2 separate regions of the Homo sapiens genome follow, and region 2 is linked to region 1. A link is a loop called in an ENCODE intact Hi-C map of the cell type or tissue named here. Cell type or tissue: A673. All regions are shown on one strand. Region 1 overlaps PCCA (propionyl-CoA carboxylase subunit alpha). Region 2 overlaps PCCA (propionyl-CoA carboxylase subunit alpha).

Region 1 (2,500 bases):
AGTCGTGGAGCAGGAGTTGATGGGGTATCAATCCATGTGGTCAGATAGTGCAAGGCAGCTCTGCATGTCCAGGAGGCCAGGACACAGGGAGGCTAGGCGGAGAGGTGCCAGTGAGGGAGGTGGAGATAGGCAGATCCTGAAGGGCCTTTAAACTATGGGTTTCGATTTTATTGTGACATTATTCATTATCTAGCCAGCTTTTATAGGAGCAGTTTATAAAGTATGTTCTAGGGAATACTATTGATCAACACGTTTTTCAAAAGTCTAAATTGTGTTCAAATTGGTGTCTTGTGAGAATTAATAGAATACATATTTAGATCACTTTCATAAATAAATACATTAACATCATATTTTCAGTAAGCTCATATTTGATATCTAATCAAATTCTTTTAGTCATGAATTTGAATGAGAGGTTTTTTGGGTTATTGTTACTGTTTGTTTTGTCTTCTGTGTTTTTATATTTGGAAGCAGAATTAGCTTTTGGTCTCTTAAGTGACCCCTTAGTCACTTAAGATGGTGTTCATTTCCATCATTGTGCTTATCATGCACTTGAGTTCTCGTGTTTATTTCTTTGTCCACTTGTTTAATTTCAGCCTCTTCACACTAAAATAGGAGCTTTGTAAAGGCAAGGACCTAGTCTTGTTCACTGTCACACTTCTTGTACTTCTCAGGAAATATTCATTGGGGGCAGGGTAGAGGAGTTGGGGAAGGAAGGAAGGAAGGAAGAGAGAGAACAGTGAAGCGGGAAGGAAGGAGTTCCAAAAACTGCTTCCCTAGTGGTCATGGAAACTCTTTAATAAATTAGAATGTTGTCTCCAAAAAATACAGGCAGATATGCGTTGACAATTGCCTTTCATACACCTTAACAAACTAGTTACATAATGGGATATCAAAATTCAGTCAATGTGTTTGCTAGTTTAATTTGTTGTGATTAAAGAAAACAATGATTTTATTTATAAATTTAGCACCTAGGAAATGTGATTTCAAATATCAAAGCATAGGCATTTTTTACTCTTTTTAAAATTGAAGGGTCAACAAAATCTGCCTTATTCTTCACAGTTTTTTCTCTGTCAGTAATGTAGCAGTGTGTTAATTTCCAGAAATTTAATCTCTTCTATAAAATTTCCTGTGACCTGAAAACTTTTGAATTGGAGTTAATTTACCAAACTGTCATGGAATGCCTGAAATTTCCTTGGGGCAGAGGAGGTAGCAGAGAGGTGGTAAGTTACCATGTTTCCATTGTGTGAATAACTGATAAGTGGGATTCCAAACAGAATCCATGTAGCGTTTTAATGAATTCACATTTGGAGAAAAAAGTCACAGACTTTCAAAACTTACAGGAATTTGGCTGTCCTAGGGCAACTCCTCACTTAACAGCAAGAGGGGATGAGAAGGTTGAGTGACTCACCCAGGGAAGTGACTCACCCAGGGAAGGTCAAGTGACTCACCCAAGGTTACTTGGTAAGTAAAGAGAGAAGCCAGAAGCCTGGGGCCTCCTGACGGCTCCTGCTTCTCTTTTTACTAAGGTCTTCTGCCATGGGAAGAAACTCTGAATGTTAGCAACCATCTGGATGGTGTTAGTTGTATGTCTCTCTATGTATGTTGAAAAGAAAATGTTGAAGAATTGAATTTCTCCTGCTTATGGGTTGTGTCACATTTAATAGCGTTCTTTAAGAAAAAAACACGATTGCTCAATATGATTATATGAGCTCACCATAACCAATGACAGGCAGAAAATCCTGGGAGGATAGACACTAACACCACATTATCCTGTTGGGATAATATCCCAAATTCTGAATATAACTTTCTTTTACCACTTTAAAGGCCAAAAAATGGCTGTTAAATGGAGTATTTTTGTCAAACCAAGTTTTTAAAGTTTTCAGCAGCTGCTTCTGCTGGCTTTTATTAACTACTGAAGAGTCTTTTTTTTTTTTTTTTTTTGAGATGGAGTCACGCTCTGTCACCCAGGCTGGATTGCAATGGCGTGATCTCAGCCCACTGCAACCTCTGCCTCCCGGGTTCAAGCGATTCTCCTGCCTCAGCCTCCCTAGTAGCTGGGTTTACAGGCGCCCGCCACCGTGCCTGGCTAATTTTTGTATTTTTAGAAGAGATGCGGTTTCACCATGTTGGTCAGGCTGGTCTTGAACTCTTGATCTCATGATCTGTACACCTCGGGCTCCCAAAGTGTTGGGATTACAGGCATGAGTTACCGGACCCTGCCTACTCAAGAGTCTTAATTGAACATCAAAATCCTGGTTTTGTTTATAAGGAAAAAAAGTTAATGGTGCAACTAGGACTAATTCTTTGATTAATTTTTTAACCACTTCTACTTAGCAAGTATATGAAACACATTAAAGACTGATGCATCTGTTTTGTTTTTGTTTTGAGATCAGGTAGAAGATCTACAAAACTAGTTGGAGGCTGGAAAGAAATTTCAGATAGTGATACATAGAAATGTTCTGCCTTAACTCTGAATTTTTAGTCATGAAATAGTGCAAAC
Region 2 (2,500 bases), 86 kb before region 1:
ATCAGTTTATGTCCTGAAATATGTTTTCAGAAAATAGAAAGCCAAGTATATTTCGTAAGTGTGCTGAATGATTTTTGTTTATAATTAAGATTTTTGTATATGAATGTGAATACGAATACAGATATCTATATTTTTGTTTGTGCTTGCAAATACAGAAATAAAAGCCCTTCAGGTATGTTATAGTGTTCCTTTTACAACCTTACAAAGAGAATAATAGTAGTGTGAATTTTAAGAAAATGAAACTATCGCTTGTCTTCTGATGTCACCGTATAATAAAGCCATCATTATACCCTCATGTGGATATCCTAGACAAGAGGTTCTACATGTGGTCCCTTGATAATTGCCTAAATTAAAATATTAAAGGCCTAACAGCCGCTGTGTTGACCTTTTTCTGCCTTGCTGCAGACAGATGAGCTGCTGTTTATTAGGAAGGCTTCTTCCCACAGGTGGAAGGCTACGTGAGCTTCCGCTCTTCTCTTCCCACCCCTTTACAATGTTGGGCATCAAAGTCCTGCTGTTCCAGCAGCTTTGATTCAGTTCCTCCATCCTCAAGACCCCTAGGATGTGCCTGACAGTCTGAAGTATTTTGATTAGCTTTTAAATACTTCAGATTCCAAAACTTCTTTCTAATAATTTAATAAATGTTCTGTCCTCAGTAACTGCTCATTTTTAAAGTTTTGCATGGCTAACCTCCGTGCCTTGCTGCTGGTATCAAACTGGGAAATGAAAACAAGAATCAGTGATGTACTAACTCACTCGTTGGCTGGTTAACAGCAATCAGCCTCTTCAAAAGAATATTTTGAACTTGTGCTATCCCCCTACCCCCCACCCCAAGAAAATCACAAAATCAGAACTCTAATTGGGGCTTTACAAAGCAAAGCCATAGGAAAAGCTGTGTAAACATGAAAGCCTCAGGGGAGCAACAGTAACAGAAAAATAGTGTTTTACAGTTGAGAGGGTGAGGCAGAAAAGGAAAGTGTTACAGACATGAAAGGCCCAGGCCCACATTCCTATGGAGCTGAGGACCAGGCTTGACGAGGGGCCTCACTGGTGGGCTCAGAAGGGTCTGGCAGGGAGTGCAGTTAGCAAGGGCATCGTCCATGCCATGCTTCAGCTGGAAGACACCATCAGAGAGCCACAGCATCCTGGCATAGTGATGTAGGAAGTCTTCATTTTTTATTTTTTATTTTTGCTGTTTTTTAGTTTCGTCATTCAGTGGCAGAACAAAAAATGTGTTGCATTACATATTAACGGATCAAGATTTTAGATTGTTTTCCTATTTTCCAGAAGTTGAAATGTTATTTGAGATTGAAATTCTCTATCCATTTTCTCCATGGAAATGAAATTGGTGGTTACAAAAAAATATCTACACAATATGAATTACTTTTCTTTTTTTCTTTTTTTCTCCCAGGTCCGAGTGGACAGTGGCATCCAACCAGGAAGTGATATTAGCATTTATTATGATCCTATGATTTCAAAAGTTAGTTTAATTTCTCAATGGATTATTTGATTTCTTCGAAAAATCAATGATATTTAAAGAGTCTGAAACTGGGCCTTTATCTGAATCATAAGCTATAATTAAACAACTAATTATGCACTGATGTAAATGTGAAAGCAGAGCAGGTTTTTTCTCTTGAGAGAAAATTCAGCGTTATGTTAGTTTGTAGTACTCCTCCTCCCCAACTAAATCATGCCACACCATCACACACATGCATGAACAATAATAATAATAAACATCTAACCAGTGGTGCCAGCCTAACTCATTGCCATGAGAAGGAATTAAGGTTTTTTTTGGCCATTGGCAGAAATTACCTGAGATGGAAGTATGAATGAATGGCAAGAGTTGGGCTGATAGGCAGTGTTTGTTAGAGTACTTTTTGATCTTTTCTCTTCAGTTTTTACAAATTACCAATTATTTAAGTAGATGTGATGTAAGAGTATAAGATTTGTTTTGCCCACCTGTCTTTTTGAAGTTTGACTTTCCAGAATAAATGAATTGAATTTTTGGATCTTTAAACCCTTAAAACCGTATAAAGTGTAAAATGCTGTAATAATTAAGATTGTGGATTTTATTTTTATTTTATTATTATTTTTTTGAGATGGAGTCTCGCTCTGTCCGCCAGCCTGGAGTGCAGTGGCACGATCTTGGCTCACTGCAACCTCCGCCTCCCAGGTTCAAGCGATTCTCCTGCCTCAGCCTCCTGAGTAGCTGGGTGGCTCGTGCCACCAAGCCCAGCTAATTTTTTTTGTTTTTAGTAGAGATGGGGTTTCACCTTGTTAGCCAGGATGGTCTCCATCTCCTGACCTCGTGATCCGCCCGCCTCGGCCTCCCAAAGTTCTGGGATTACAGGCGTGAGCCACAATGGCCGGCCAGATTGTGGATTTTATTTTGAAAATTCTGTGTTCTCTGAAATGATACATCTGTATTGAGGAATGATTTGTTTTTCAAGCCTTGTTTCTCAAGATGGCTTTTCCCCAAGTGTCCTTTTTAATGTTATAG

What was found. Hi-C counts contacts between places; a loop is a spot of excess contacts. Peaks named below come from ENCODE experiments on the same cell type or tissue, not always from the same donor. Only the 100,000 strongest peaks of a DNase experiment are listed, where the experiment ranks them.
Region 2: it touches region 1 in a loop (5-fold over the local background); 2 of 110 quality-filtered maps call a loop at or near these places.

Annotation. Positions count from the first base shown.
Region 1 is chr13:100,391,496-100,393,995 of GRCh38, forward strand. All of the region lies in intron 19 of PCCA (propionyl-CoA carboxylase subunit alpha), which reads left to right. It overlaps LOC124903201 (a long non-coding RNA gene), which reads left to right. Exons shown (of 2, transcript XR_007063854.1): 1 at 1-1,220; 2 at 1,358-2,500. Among named protein-coding and RNA genes, the nearest start is that of PCCA-AS1, 88 kb to the right of the region's middle. RefSeq lists enhancers at 812-2,011, 1,280-1,574. In A673, no CTCF peak of the experiment used is centred here; a DNase peak (open chromatin) is centred at 1,436; H3K27ac peaks cover 2,500 bases.
Region 2 is chr13:100,305,781-100,308,280 of GRCh38, forward strand. PCCA (propionyl-CoA carboxylase subunit alpha) reads left to right here. Exons shown (of 24, transcript NM_000282.4): 15 at 1,412-1,480. Among named protein-coding and RNA genes, the nearest start is that of PCCA-AS1, 170 kb to the right of the region's middle. In A673, no CTCF peak of the experiment used is centred here; no DNase peak of the experiment used is centred here; H3K4me3 peaks cover 1,299 bases; H3K27ac peaks cover 1,581 bases.